Regions from separate parts of the Homo sapiens genome. Here region 2 is linked to region 1. Evidence: read pairs that join two places in POLR2A ChIA-PET (ENCODE). Cell type or tissue: A673. All regions are shown on one strand.

Region 1 (8,000 bases):
GCCCTTGAATTTCAAATTTGCTTCTTTTTACTCATCTCTCAGTGCATTCTTAGAGGTTAAAACAGAACCAACCTACTAGGGAAGGTATGTGCTTTAGAAAAATATGTTCTTTGACAAGGTTTTTTTTTTTTTTTTTTTCTGAGAAGGGTCTCATTCTGTTGCCCAGGCTGGAGTACAGTGGTACAATCTCAGATCACTGCAACCTCTGTCTCCTGGGTTCAAGCGATTCTCCCACGTCAGCTACCCCCAGGAGCTGGGAGGCACTACCAGCACATGTCACTACACCCGGCTAATTTTTGTATTTTTAGTAGAGATGGGGTTTCACCATGTTGGCCAGGCTGATCTCGAACTCCTGACCTCAGGTGATCTGCCCACCTGGGCCTCCCAAAGTGTGTGAGAGAGAGAGAGAGAGAGAGTGTGTGTGTGTGTGTGTGTGTGTGTGTGTGTGTGTGTGTCGGAGTCTCACTCTGTCACCCAGGCTGGAGTGCGGTGACAATCTCGGCTCACTGCAACCTCTGCCTCCCGGGTTCAAGAGATTCTCATGCCTCAGCCTCCTGAGTAGCTAGGATTACAGGCACATGCCACCACGCACGGCTAATTTTTGTATTTTTTTGGTAAAGACGAGGTTTCACCATGTTGGCCAGGCTGGTCTCAAACTCCTGACGTCAAGTGATCTGCCCGCCTCAGGCTTCCAAAGTGTGTTCTTTGACAATATTTTTTTCTTTTTTTTCTTTTTGGAGACGGAGTCTCACTCTGTTGCCCAGGCTGGAGTGCGGTGGTGCAATCTTGGCTCACTGCAACCTCTGCCTGCTGAGTTCAAGCAATTCTCCTGCCTCAGCTTCCTGAGTAGCTGAGACTACAGGCACACACCGCCACACCTGGCTAAGTTTTTGTATTTTAGTAGAGATGGTATTTCACCGTGCTGCCCAAGCTGGTCTTGAACTCCTGAGCTCAGGCAACCCACCTGCCTCGGCCTCCCAAAGCGCTAGTAGTACAGGCATGAGCCACAGCGCCCAGCCTGACAATATTTTTTTCTTTTTCTTTTTTTTTTTGGAGACGCAGTTTTGTTCTTGTTGCCCAGGCTGGAGTACAATGGCGTGATCTTGGCTCACCGCAACCTCTGCCTCCCAGGTTCAAGCGATTCTCCTGCCTCAGCCTCCCTAGTAGCTGGGATTACAGGCATGTGCTACCACGCCCGGCTAATTTTGTATTTTTAGTAGAGACGGGGTTTCTCCATGTTGGTCAGGCTGGTCTCGAACTCCCGCCCTCAGGGGATCCACCCACCTTGGCTTCCCAAAGTGCTGGGATTACACGCATGAGCCACCGCGCCCGGCCGACAATATTTTTCTAAGTATGAAAGCAACAATATTCATGGTAGAAGATGGAAAATACAGAAAATTATGAACATCTTAATACCTGTAATACCACCATATGCAAGTATAATCATTACTTTTTAATATTTATTTATTTTTTGAGACGGAGTCTTGTTCTGTCACCCAGGCTGGAGTGGAGTGGCGCCATCTCGGCTCACTGCAACCTCCTTCTCCCGGGTTCAAGTAATTATCCTGCCTCAGCCTCCCAAATAGCTGGGATTACAAGCACTTCCCACCAAGCCCAGCTAATTTTTCTATTTTTAGTAGAGACGAGGTTTCACCATGTTGGCCAGGCTGGTCTTGAACTCCTGACTTCAAGTGATCCACCTGCCTTGGCCTCCCAAAGTGTTGGGATTACAGGCGTGAGCCACCGTGACCAGCCACTTTTTTTTTTTTTTTTGACGGGGTCTCATTCTGTCACCCAGGCTGGAGTGCAGTGGCACAATCTCGACTCACTGAAACCTCTGCCTCCTGGGTTCAAGCAATTCTCCTGCTTCAGCTTCCCCAGTAGCCGGGATTACAGGCGCCCGCCACCACACCCAGTAATTTTTTTAGTTTTAGTAGAGGCAGGGTTTCACCATGTTGCCCAGGCTTGTCTCCAACTCCTAATCTCAAGTGATCCACCCACCTTGGCCTCCCAAAGTGCTGCAATTACAGGTGTGAGCCACCAGGCCCGGCCTAATCGTTACCGTTTTGGTGTGTGTCCCTCCAATTACACACAATTCACATGTGTGAGCAAGTATACACTATTGTATGTAGAAAAGGGGGGCAATTTTATGTGGTAATACACACACCCCAAACTGGGATAATGATCAACCATACCTCATGTGACACACCCTCAAACTCCCGGGCTCAAGTGATCCTCCTGTCTCAGCCTCCTCAGTAGCTTGGACTACAGGCACGTGCCACATACCCAGCTCCTTTTAAATTTTTGGTAGAGATGGGGTCTCACTATGTTGCCCAGGCTGCCCTGGCCTCTCTTGAGTGCTGGGATTACACGTGTGAGCCGTGCCCAGTGAGCTTTAGAAAGACTTCCAGGTCTTTCTAAAAACTTCAATTTATTAAAAGGATCAGAAGAATAAGCTGAATTTTTTGTTTTGGAGACAAAGTCTCTATCACCCAGGCGGTAGTGCAGTGGTGTGATCATAGCTCACTGCGGCCTCATCCTCCCAGGCTCAAGCCATCCTCCTGCTTCAGCCTCCTGAGTAGCTGAGACCACGCCACCAAGCCCAGCCAATTTACCTTTTGTAGAGAGGGTTTCGCTATTGCCCAGACTGGTCCTGAACTCCTGGTCTCAAGTGACCCTCCCACTTTGGCCTCCCAAAATGCTGATTACAGGTTTGAACCACCGAGCCCAGCTCCTCCAATCTTACTATCGTGTCCTTTTCTACCCTTACTGCCTTCTAAATTGCAACCTTTTACATTGAACCTGTGCCATGTCATGTGCTGTTCCGCTGCAGCCTTTTTTTTTTTTTTTTTTAAGACAGAGTCTTGCTCTGTCACCCAGGCTGGAGTGAAGTGGTGCCATCTTGGCTCTCTGCAAGCTCCGCCTCCCGGGTTCATGCCATTCTCCTGCCTCAGCCTCCCGAGTAGCTGGGACTACAGGCGCCCGCTACCACGCCTGGCTAATTTTTTTTTTTTGTATTTTTAGTAGAGACGGGGTTTCACCGTGTTAGCCAGGATGGTCTCCATCTCCTGACCTTGTGATCTGCCCGCCTCGGCCTCCCAAAGTGCCGGGATTACAGGCATGAGCCATCGCGCCCGGCCGCAGATCTTTCTTATATTTGACATGAGGGTGCTAAGGAGCTCTGGGTGGTTTCAAATTCCCTTTCTCTAGGAAAGGCAGCACACCTCTTCCTCCACATGGACGACTCCCCCTCAGTTCAGCCATTTAGTTACCTCCCACCTCAGCCTCTCAAGTAATTGGGACAACAGGCACGTGCCACCATGCTCGGCTTTTTAACCTTTCGTAGAGAGGGGGTCTTGCCATGTTGCCCAGGCTGGTCTCAAACTCCTGAGCTCAAGGGATTTGCCCGCCTCAGCCTCCCAAAGGTGCTTCTCCAGACCTTTGGAAAGTTAGCACTGAAATGATCAATGGATTCCTCCCTCCCATGCTTCTTTCTTAGTTGTTGACTGTGGCCCTCCTGATGATCTACCCAGTGGCCGAGTGGAGTACATCACAGGTCCTGGAGTGACCACCTACAAAGCTGTGATTCAGTACAGCTGTGAAGAGACCTTCTACACAATGAAAGTGAATGATGGTATGCAAATTCTTCAAAGTTGGGGGTGGGCAATACTTGGAACTTGAGCCCCCATGGTCTGAAAATAAACTTTAACCAACATTTTTGGCTAAGGCTAGACAAAAGATTAAAAGCCACTTCTCCCATCCGCTAAGTGAAATATTATAGCTAAAGTGACTTTAATGTCAATTTGCAAAAATCTGAAAACAGATCTAGTAAATGACTACTACAAACACACAATGTATTCCAAATGGTTTAATTTAACAAGTCAACACCTTATCATTAAGCACTTGAGATCTTGATACATATTCAAGTTACACATCTAAAAGGTTTCCACTTTGCAAGCAAACATGGTAATGCAGAGACCTCCTATTTATGAAATCATGTAAAATGGTTCTTCAGACACCTCTATGTCCCACTGATGCTCAAGAATCAACATTTTTCAAGGGGGTATTCAAGCAAATGACAACCATCTTATACATGCAGTTAAACATTTTTGCTTTTCCAATGATTTGCAGGTAAATATGTGTGTGAGGCTGATGGATTCTGGACGAGCTCCAAAGGAGAAAAATCACTCCCAGTCTGTGAGCCTGGTAATGGATACATTTATACAAGAGACTGGTAATTGATGGAAAGGAGGACTGGGTAGGAGACAGTGAGGAGAGCTTTAGCTGTGGTAGGCAGAAATGTAACTTCAGCACTTGGCTCTTAGGCTGTTATTATTTCCAAATAGTATGTTCTCATTACCCCCTTCCCATATACAGAGGTTGTTAGGTGCTGACTGCATCAGTCATTTGATTCTCTTTGACCTTATAACTAGGCAAGCATAAAAAATTAAATGATTTTTAGGCCAGGTGTGGCTCACGCCTGTAATCCCAGCACTTTGGGAGGCCGAGGCAGGTGGGTCACCTGAGGCCAGCCTGACCAGCATGGAGAAACCCCGTCTCTAATAAAAATACAAAATTAGCCGGGTGTGGTGGTACATGCCTGTAATCCCAGCTACTCGAGCGGCTGAGGCAGAATTGCTTGAACCCAGGTGGTGGAGGTTGCGGTGAGCCCAGATCGCACCATTATACTCTAGCCTGGGCAACAGTAGTGAAATTCCATATCCAAAAAAAAAAAAAAAAAAAAAAAGATTTTAAAAATTATCTTGACCAACTTATACATTTATAAACACAAGTTCTTCTGTTGAGTTACTATTCTATGTTAAAATGCTATTAAAACCCAAAGCAAATAATTTCCCCAAGCAATTGTTTTCAACATCTAGTTTTTAAACATCAATGCAATCTGCCTTTTAATAGTACTTTTTTTTTTAACCAGAATTGGCTCCAAAGATAATAGTTGAGTAGAATTATTATTATTATTTTTTGAGACGGAATCTCGCTCTCTTGCCAGGTTGGAGTGCAGTGGCGCAATCTCGGCTCACTGCAACCTCCCCCTCTGTAGAATGATTTAAAAAAACAAATCAGGGCCAGGCATGGTGGCTCACGCCTGTAATCCCAGCACTTTGGGAGGCCAAGGCGGAAAGATCACGAGGTCAGGAGATCGAGACCATCTTGGCCAACATGGTGAAACTCCGTCTCTACTAAAAAAAAAAAAATACAAAAAATTAGCCTGGTGTGGTGGCAGGCGCCTGTAGTCCCAGCTACTCGGGAGGCTGAGGCAAGAGAATGGCGTGAACCCGGGAGGTGGAGCTTGCAGTGAGCCAAGATTGCGCCACTGCACTCCAGCCTGGGCAACAGAGCGAGACTCTGTCTCAAAAAAAAAGAGAAAAAGAAAAAAAAAGTCAGCACTTTGGGAGGCTGAGGCGGGCAGATCGTGAGGTCAGGAGATCAAGACCAGTCTGGCTAAAACGGTGAAACCCCATCTCTATTAAAAATACAAAAAATTAGCCAGGTGTGGTGGCGTGTGCCTGTAGTCCCAGCTACTCAGGAGGCTGAGGCAGGAGAATGGCATGAACCTGGGAGGCAGAGCTTGCAGTGAGCCAAGATTGTACCACTGCACTCCAACCTGGGTGACAGAGCGAGACTCTGTCTCAAAAAAAAAAAAAAAAAAAAAAAAAGAAAAAAAACCCAGAAAGATAGTAATATATTAATTACCCTTGTGTTATTTGGCTCAAATTAGTTTTTTTAAACCTGTATTTGGCTAACACAACGTCTGTAGGTATTAATGCAAGTACACTACCACAACAGCAAACATATATGCTACATTAATGGGCGTATTTAATTTGCAATAAAGATACAATAAAACTTAGTTTGGAAGAATCAACTAGACCAAAAATAAAATTTTGGAATCCACAGGGTCCTAGCCACAACTGCAACATTCTAATTTCTAAAACATTTGTATGTTCAAAGGTAAAAGTAATTTTGCAAATCCTGATACTGACTTTAGTTCCTGCTTTCCTAGGATTACATAAATACCCATTTTACAAGTAGGAAAACAGAAACAATGAAAAGGTTATATCCTTCTAATTCCTATGCACATCATCCAGTCCATCTGCTCAGACAATGCCTGCTTGCCCTGTTAATTTTCCTAATCTCCTTTTTTTTTTGAGATGGAGTTTTGCTCTTACCAGGCTAGAGTGCAGTGGTGTGACTTGTCTTACTGCAACCTCCGCCTCCCAGGTTCAAGCAACTCTCCTGCCTCAGCCTCCCAAGTGGCTGGGATTACAGGTGCCCATCACCACGCCCGGCTAATTTTTGTGTATGTAGTAGAGACAGGGTCTCACCATGTTGGCCAGGCTGGTCTCAAACTCCTGACCTCAGGTGATCCACCCATCTCAGCCTCCCAAAGTGCTGGGATTACAGGTGTGACACTGCACCCGGCCAATTTTCCCAATCTTATAGACCAAATTATTTTAGCAAAACAAAATAACTTCTAAAAGTCAGTTTTCACTAATCTCATTTTCTGAGGAGCTAAGAAATACCAAAAGGTTTTATCAGGTGTTTGAACTGTGATGTTTTAAAATAGCCTCACTTGCCTGTATAGGTAGTCACCCACCAATTCATGTAATATAATTTTTGGTTGACATCAAATATATACTTCAAGGCGGTCATAATTTAAGAAAAACACGATTGACATTTTTACAAAGGCTCTCTACCTATCTGCTTCTTTCTCCAGTTTGTGGACTATCAGCCCGCACAACAGGAGGGCGTATATATGGAGGGCAAAAGGCAAAACCTGGTGATTTTCCTTGGCAAGTCCTGATATTAGGTGGAACCACAGCAGCAGGTGCACTTTTATATGACAACTGGGTCCTAACAGCTGCTCATGCCGTCTATGAGCAAAAACATGATGCATCCGCCCTGGACATTCGAATGGGCACCCTGAAAAGACTATCACCTCATTATACACAAGCCTGGTCTGAAGCTGTTTTTATACATGAAGGTTATACTCATGATGCTGGCTTTGACAATGACATAGCACTGATTAAATTGAATAACAAAGTTGTAATCAATAGCAACATCACGCCTATTTGTCTGCCAAGAAAAGAAGCTGAATCCTTTATGAGGACAGATGACATTGGAACTGCATCTGGATGGGGATTAACCCAAAGGGGTTTTCTTGCTAGAAATCTAATGTATGTCGACATACCGATTGTTGACCATCAAAAATGTACTGCTGCATATGAAAAGCCACCCTATCCAAGGGGAAGTGTAACTGCTAACATGCTTTGTGCTGGCTTAGAAAGTGGGGGCAAGGACAGCTGCAGAGGTGACAGCGGAGGGGCACTGGTGTTTCTAGATAGTGAAACAGAGAGGTGGTTTGTGGGAGGAATAGTGTCCTGGGGTTCCATGAATTGTGGGGAAGCAGGTCAGTATGGAGTCTACACAAAAGTTATTAACTATATTCCCTGGATCGAGAACATAATTAGTGATTTTTAACTTGCGTGTCTGCAGTCAAGGATTCTTCATTTTTAGAAATGCCTGTGAAGACCTTGGCAGCGACGTGGCTCGAGAAGCATTCATCATTACTGTGGACATGGCAGTTGTTGCTCCACCCAAAAAAACAGACTCCAGGTGAGGCTGCTGTCATTTCTCCACTTGCCAGTTTAATTCCAGCCTTACCCATTGACTCAAGGGGACATAAACCACGAGAGTGACAGTCATCTTTGCCCACCCAGTGTAATGTCACTGCTCAAATTACATTTCATTACCTTAAAAAGCCAGTCTCTTTTCATACTGGCTGTTGGCATTTCTGTAAACTGCCTGTCCATGCTCTTTGTTTTTAAACTTGTTCTTATTGATCTCTGTAAGTGCTTTATATATTATGGCAGTACTGATTGAGGAATAACCTTGAATCCTTTTTTTGGGTAGGTAGGTTGGAAACACTGATACTTCAGCCCAGGTATTGACTAAAATTTCCATGTTAAAAACCAATACTACAG
Region 2 (8,000 bases), 510 kb after region 1:
GGAGGCTGAGGCGGGCGGATCACGAGGTCAGGAGATCGAGACCATCCTGGCTAACACGGTGAAACCCGTCTCTACTAAAAATACAAAAAATTAGCCGGGTGTGGCAGCACGCACCTATAGTCCCAGCTACTAGGGAGGTCGAGGTAGGAGAATCGCTTGAACCTGGGAGACAGAGGTTGCAGTGAGCCAAGATCACACCACTGCACTCCAGCCTGGAAGACACAATGAGACTCTGTCTCAAAAAAAAAAAAAATCAGCCAGGCGCAGTGGCTCACGCCTGCAACCTCAACACTTTAGGGGGCCAAGGCGGGCGGATCACAAGGTCAAGAGTTCGAGATCAGCCTGGCCAATTTAGTGAAACCCCATCTATACTAAAAATACAAAAATTAGCCGGGTGTGGTGGCATGTGCCTGCAGTCCCAGCTACTCGGGAAGCTGAAATGAGAGAATCGCTTGAACCCAGGAGGCGGAGGTTGCAGTGAGCTGAGACCACGCCATTGCACTCCAGCCTGGGTGACAGAGTGACACTCCATTTTGAAGAAAAAAAAATCTTCAAATTGACAGTAGAATGACAAGGATTGGAAACTTACTATTCAAACAGTCATATACAATCAGCTACTGTCAGAGGAAAGTCAACTTCCTCACCAAGCACACCAGCCCCAGAGAGTGGCCAGAAATGGGCTCTCCACAGGGACAAGTTGGTGGTCAGGTTCCATTTTCTAAAAAAGCGGTATCTAATACAGGTCACACCCTTGTAGACGACTTCACAAGTAACATATCAACACAAAGTGTGAAACACAGGAAAGCAATACAAGCTATACCGCTGACGCAGATGAGGAAAATGTCTTTTTTTTTTTTTACACATCTTTCAGAAGTAATGACATAAGGGCTGTGAAACTGATTATCACAGCCATCATCAGATTGTACCCACGGACTGTCTTTAGTATCAAGGTACAAGTTTGGAAGAGAAACTGAATCAAGAGACATCAGTCCAGTTGCCTTCTCTGATAAACCCCAATTAAGAAATTTTCAGCTCAGTGAGGAAATCCATCACACACAAGAAGAACCCAAAGGTAGTCCTCATGGCTTTGAACCATTCAGCAACCTTTCACTAAATACCATAAACATCCCTATTATTAGCCAGCACAGCTACCAATAAACAAACACACACTTTAAAAAATAAATGATCCGGCCGGGCATGGTGGCCCACGCCTATAATTCAGCACTTTGGGAGGCTGAGGCAGGAGGATGGCTGGAGGCCAAGAGTTCGGGACCAGCCTGGGCAACATAACGAGACTCCATTGTTTCAAAAAAAAATTTGTTTTTTTTAAATAGCTTGGCGTAGTGGCGCTCCAGCTACTTGGGGAGCTAGGTGGGAGGATGGCTTGAGCTCAGGAGTTTGAGGTTACACTGAGCTATGATTGTACTGCTTCACTCTAGCCTGGGTGACAGAGTGAGACCCCGTCTCTAAAAATCAATCAATCAATCAATCAATCAATCAAATGATTCCACAAAGGCCTACTGAGCACCAGAGCCATCTTGGCCAAGAGTCACTGTGTCCTACCAATAATGGGAAGATGAAAAGGAGGGTCTTTATGCCCTATATCTGATGCCCTTCCCCATCTTGGTCATCTAGGAGAAGCCAGATGAGCATGTAATTTACTTATGAATAACACAAAATTTACACAATTCTCACCATTAAGCAAATCAGTTTATTGAGCATCTTCCTCCTTTAAATCAATGGTAACTCCTTTCAAATTCTTCCCAGCTCTGTCTGAGAAACAGAGAAGTTCACTTTTTGTTATCTGAAGGATTATGAATTACCATCTTGCTTTGTAACCTTCTTGGTTCTTCACATACTGTTCATAAGGTAAGATACCTGGAAATTACAAAAATCCCTAAATTTCCTCAATTTTGCACAAGCTTCCTGAAACATCCCTCATCCTTTTCTGCTCACTGTCCTTTCTCTCTCTCTCTTCTTGCCTGTTTAAACACATGGACATGGAGTTATTAACTTTTACAGGAAAACCAAATAAAATAAAATAATGTTGAAGCAAAAACGCAGTGATGTCAGGCTGCAGCTAGCACCATTTATCTGTGGGAATCTGATTAGCGCTCGAGTGGCAGAGCTACCTGGAAAAGTGCTCACAATCAAATAAAAAAATGATACCAAAACATTAACCTGATGGCTAAAAACTCCACATTTAAACAGTTAAAGTAATAAAGGAGCTTTTATTGAGTATTTTTTATATTTCATTATGCCCCAAATTGACGAGGACTCCCGGATACATTTTCTAGACTTTTGGTTCCTCAAATCAAATGCTCTCTTGGATTTTTTTTTTTTTTTTTTTTTTAACTAAAAGGAAACAGCATTTCTTGTAAGTTTGAATGAAAGGATTAAAGCTTCTCCTAGAATATCGATAATAGTCTTGAGTGCAAACACAGCCAAACGCTGCCACAAACAGAAGCCTTTTTTTGGTTTATGTACTTTAATTCTGAACTTGCTGATAAGCCAGCAGAGAATTTTCCTACAAGATTTTTTTTTTTTTTTACCTTACACAAATACTGTCATGAACCTGGCCTCTTATGTCCCCACTCAGTGCCTCAGATTCCTTCACTGCTATAAAATAAGGGGTTAAACAGATGACCTTCAGGACCCCCTACCTGTGCCATTTTATAATTTCTAAGTTGATTCCATGAGGCAGTCGCTGATACCTGGGCCAGAGATATGGGCTTAGGTCAAGGACAAGACCCAGTCTTTCCAGATTTCATCTCTCCAAGCTGACACCCAATTCAAAAAAAGGAGAAAACCAACAGAGAAGGAGGAGACAGGGAATAGCAGAAGAAATCAGGGCAGCCAAAAAAGATATTACAAATTCCATATATTTTATACGCTGCGAAGCTTTACTCACGCTACTTACTATTTATTTTATATACAAGCTTAGTTATCTGGTATCCAAATCATAGAAGATAAAAGCTGCAAATAAGAACAGAGAGGAAGGAGCCAGCTAGTACAGAAACACCAAACAAAGATGTGACAGCAAAAAAAAGCCCAACAGCAAATGCCAAGAGAGAAACATCCATGAAAAGCAAACAAAAAAATTCAAAAAGCTTATTAGTCTGGGGTCATTTAGAATCGGTGGAGTCATTTCAAGTAGGGGCAAATATACAACACATCTATATTTCAACAGGTTTTGAAAACACAGCTATGCTTATAACACCATATAAACACGTTCATCTAAAATGACAATACTGAGTCATCACGATTAAATTATATTCCAGATATTCAGCTTAATAAAGCAAGAAAGTATGTAATCCATTTTACATAATTCCCAGCCAAAAGTTTTAAAGTGTTTTGTTTGTTCTGCTTTCAAATGGCTCCTGATGACCATCCAGAAAACGTAACTATCCAGAATGCCTCATTCTAGGAGGTGCCAGAGATGGTGGTTTTCCTGAATTGAACAAGAACAGCTTTGATTCATGTTAGATTAAGAAGCAGGAAGCCAGAGATTAAATAATGAATAGCTACTGAGCATTCACAGGTCCTCACGGTACACCAGCCACTTGTAAAGTCAAAATAGAAGCAGGAAAGATGCTGTTTGTGCTGTAGCAATCTAAGATGAGGAAACAAGCCAAAAGAGATCTTGAGCCATCTGGTCCCACCCATGACCTAGGGACTCCCCTCTCCAACAACCCTGACAAATGATCAGGAAGCCTCCTCTTGAATGCTCATAATGAGCAGGGAAACTACTCCCTTAAGAGACTGTCAGCTCATTTTCAGGAGTGCCTCTTTAAACTGAGTTGAAATCTACTTTCCTGAACCTCCTAACCATTGGTCCTCGTTCTCTGTCTGGCAACAATATTAATTGATCCACTTTTTGAAACAGTGCTGGGTGAGGAATCAGGATAGACTGCTGTCACTGGCTATCTTTTCTATAAAAGCATTTATTTCCCTTACTCTGCTTAGTAACTAAAGGTGAACACTGGCCTCACTGTGTAACAGTTTCATAAATTCTGCTCTTTCGTTTGGTAAGAGCAGCCTTGCCCTTTCTGGGAGAGCCAAGGCTACACCTGTAATGTCAGAATGCATTAGCAATAATAAAGGCCACGGTAATGCAAGAGCCGACTTCATGAACACGTCATTCCAGAATGGCTAAATTCAATCAAATATGGCAGCGCTTCCTACAACACTACGATCACTGGGGCCAGTGTGTGACGTGGGCCCACTTACTGGAAGCTGTTGGAAAGAGAAAGTGAGCACTCTGCTTTAAGACTAATAGACAGGGTTTTTACCAGCCCACAAGTGGTTCAGCATCCTTCTTTCCCAGGAATTACCTAGAAATTCATTTAACATCTAAAGACTACAAATGAAACTTCAGAAGGTTAAAAGTATATAATGAGAAGGGGCCAAGGGGATGGTATTCACTCAACCTCACCTTAAATATGTATGATTCTTAGGGGGGAAAAAAGTCAACACCCATAAGGTGGTAATCAAAAAGCAAAGCCAAAGATGAGCCAGGTTTAATTCTAACTCAGTCACCAACTTCTTCAGTAACTTTCAGAGCTACTTACCTTTCCCGTTCCTGCTTCCTCATCTGTAAACTGGAACTAATACTGCTTAGAGACTCACAAAGTGGTATAAGGAATAATTAGTTAGCATTTATGTAACACTTTTCATCTTCAAAGTAGGATTACAGACTATAAAGTAGAGTAGATGTGGCTTGAAAAATCTTTTTAAAACCTAAAATAAAGCATGAAAGCAAATTCAGAGAAGTAAACTCAGCTGACATCATCTTAGAGCAGCCAGATAGCTCTGCCTCCACGGGCACCCCCATCTTCCCTAGTCAGTATTTGCATGTGGAGACAAAGGTATAAGGATATTTTATTAGGGAAAATGGGAGGAGATAGAAAGAAGAGAAAAAGGAGAAAGAGAAGGTTAGAGAAAAGGAATGGGAGAAAGTATAAAAGGGAGAAAAGATAAGAGAGAAAAAGAAAAGAAAAGGAGAGAATAGAAAACAGCAAGAAATAAAGGAAGAAAAGACAAATCTTATCCACTAGAAGAAAAACAAAAACAGGAAGAGAGGAAGAAAAAGAGAAATGGAAAAGAAAACTTCTTTAAGGGGATAGTTTTCCTGTTTCCAAAGAAAAAAGAAGATTAAAAAGTAAAAGGAAAGTTCAAAATGTTTAAAAAAAAAAAAAAAGACAACGGCAAAGAGCAGAGGATAGAAAAAGAGAAGATAAAGCTTTCAAGAGTATGTCTGGAAACCAGAAAGCTGGAAGAGAAATCATTAGCAAGTCCATAGTGCGTCTACAGTGATACTGTGTGGATCAATTCATTTAACGCTGCCCTGTACATTTACAGAAAAGTACCTCTGATATAATAAAGGCTCATAAACATGCAGAAATTGGGTTAGACCCGTTTCGAATTCCTGCCAAACAATGGTTCAGAAAAATGAAGCTCTATTTTAATTAGCTGGATTCACGAGTGATTTGATAACAGCAGATGCTGTCTGGATGCTTTCAGCTTGATGGGCTCCACATACATGAACTTAGAGTGGTTTTGATGCAATTAGGTGTTTCTTTCTGCTCCAACATGCCAGGCCTAAGGACCTGAGCCTACGTGTAGCCCCTACATGTTGCTAAATTTATCTTTATGTTAATATTCAAATCATGAAGATGAGAAGGGTGGCCACCATAAGGGAAGTAGAAAAGTAGTTTTCAGGGCCGGCCATGGTGGTTCATGACTATAATCCAGCACTCTGGGAGGCCAAGGTGGGAGGATCACTTGAGGCCAAGAGTTTGAGACCAGCCTAGACAACACAGTGAAATCCTGTCTCTTCAAAAAATTTAAAAATTAGCTGGGCATGTTGGCATATGCCTGTGGTCCTAGCTACTTGGGAGGCTGGGGCAGGAGGATCGCTTGAGCTCAGAAGGTTGAGGCTGCAGTGACCTATGACCGCAGCACTGCACTCCAGCCTGGGGTGACAGAGTGAGACCTTGTCTCTAGTTAAAAAAACAAAAAAAAAAAAAAGAAGAAGAAGGCCAGGCACAACAGCTCATGCCTGTAATCCCAGCACTGTGGGAGACTGAAGTGAGAGGATCGCCTGAGCCCAGGAATTTGAGACCCAGCCTGGGCAACAAAGTGAGACCCTGTCACTACCAAAACATATTATTTATTTAATTTATTTTTATTTTACTCTCACCACTTCTGTTCAACAACAACAACAAAAATTTCAAATGAGCTGGGTGTGGTGGCACACATCTATGGTCCCAGCTACATGGAGGTCGAGGCGGGAGGATCACTTCGGCCGGAAGGTGAAGGCTGCAGTAAGCCGTGTTTGCACACTGCACTCCAGCCTGAGCAGCACAGCAAGTCCCTGTGTCCAAAAACAAAGAAAAGTAGTTTTTAAAAGTCACTAGTAAGTAGAAATGAATATTCTCACAATGAATTCTTCTTTCCACCAGGGAAAGAAAAGTTAGGTAGCTGAGAGAAAGCCACATAGGGCAGTGTCTCTGTAGAAATATTTAATGCCAAGGCTGAAACACAACAGGCTGCACACTTCCAATTTTGCAAGTCCAGCACAGTCTTACACCGAAGGAAGAGTGCACCTAATGCATAGCCTGACCTGGGAAGTGGCCTTCAAAATGTTTTTTGTAATAAGGCATCCTATTATAACCCAGCGCACCATTCCCTGAGACAGGCGGTGGTATTCCGGATCACAACCCTGAAAGTCCGAGTCTTTTCGCCAGGTGCTTTCAAGCCAGGCACCTTACTGCCCCCGCTCTCCCTCTTAAGCACTCTCTCTTCCAAAGAGCATTCTGTTTGCTTTTCCCAAAGCACTCCCTGCCCTCTGCTATGGCCACTTAGTGAGGCACCACCCACACACACAGAGCTGCTAAAGGACTGCATAAAGCCAGAGCAGCTTCCAGCACAGGGCACGCCTAATAGGAGGGTCTGATCTGTTAATTATCTGTCAGTTTGTCACGGCTGGGCTGAGGAGGGGAGAATGATGAAAAGGGGGGTGTTAGGGGGAGGCCCTCTACTCGGTGGTGTGCTACTCTTCCTGAAATTCTGAATTCCGCTTTTGAAATCATTCACCCCCTGTTGGACAACGTGTAGTATACAGGGTGAAGAAGAGAGGATGAGAGTTTGGCTCGACTCCTTTTGACAGAAGTGGGGGCCTCTCCAACTCCACCACTACCACGACAAGCACACGGCAAGAAACACACTCCCTCACTTTCTCTCCAAGAGGACAAAACGGACATAACGACCTTCACACCATCTCTCCCCTTCACCGGCACTAACAAGCTGAGCACTGTAAATCAAGGATGAAATCCTTGTGCCAGGAAGGGAAGGAGAAGCATCTCTTCTGTAAAGAGCCCAAAGATGCTTCGGAATCAGCATTTCGGGCAAGGGCTGGGAACGCAGGAAGCACCATGCAGGCAACTGAAGGAAAAATATATATTTATTACATATAGCAGGCCTCCTTCTTCAAAAGTTATTTATTTCACAAAACCACTCTGCTAAATAGAGATTTCAATCTAATTGGAATTGGAATTTGCATATTGTAAATGCACCAAGTGAGAGTCTTGGACACTTGTGTTCTATTCTACAGTGTAAGGGTTCACCCGTGGATTTCCCAATATATACACTACAAGAATGTAAGAAAAGAGCACAGAGAACTGGCCTTTATATTTTATTTTTTCAGCCCTTCACAGAGGGTCCAGTCTGTGAAACGGGATGACGCTCTCAATATCCCCAAGGAGACAAAACCACTGAGGCAGAGAGGAGGTTCCCCCTGGCATCGGGTTTGCCATCAGCCGTGTGTAGCTGTTCAGTCTTGCAGGTCTGTGGAGCACCCCTGCCCACCACCCGGGGGAGGCAGGGAGTAGACCTCTATTCATCTAACCCTTAACCCTCCCCATCCCATCTACATATCAAATTAGCCATGCTTAATTAACAGAGATGCAAATAGTCAGGGACCGAAATAAAGGTTTTTG

What was found. Peaks named below come from ENCODE experiments on the same cell type or tissue, not always from the same donor. Only the 100,000 strongest peaks of a DNase experiment are listed, where the experiment ranks them.
Region 2: POLR2A ChIA-PET joins it to region 1 with 11 read pairs; 3 of 35 experiments call an interaction of 5 or more read pairs at or near these places.

Annotation. Positions count from the first base shown.
Region 1 is chr1:11,026,382-11,034,381 of GRCh38, reverse strand. MASP2 (MBL associated serine protease 2) reads left to right here. Exons shown (of 11, transcript NM_006610.4): 9 at 3,500-3,634; 10 at 4,132-4,206; 11 at 6,734-7,859. The coding sequence ends at 7,497. It also overlaps a transcript of TARDBP not described here. Among named protein-coding and RNA genes, the nearest start is that of MASP2, 17 kb to the left of the region's middle. In A673, no CTCF peak of the experiment used is centred here; no DNase peak of the experiment used is centred here.
Region 2 is chr1:10,518,179-10,526,178 of GRCh38, reverse strand. All of the region lies in intron 2 of PEX14 (peroxisomal biogenesis factor 14), which reads right to left. Among named protein-coding and RNA genes, the nearest start is that of PEX14, 47 kb to the right of the region's middle. In A673, no CTCF peak of the experiment used is centred here; a DNase peak (open chromatin) is centred at 3,558.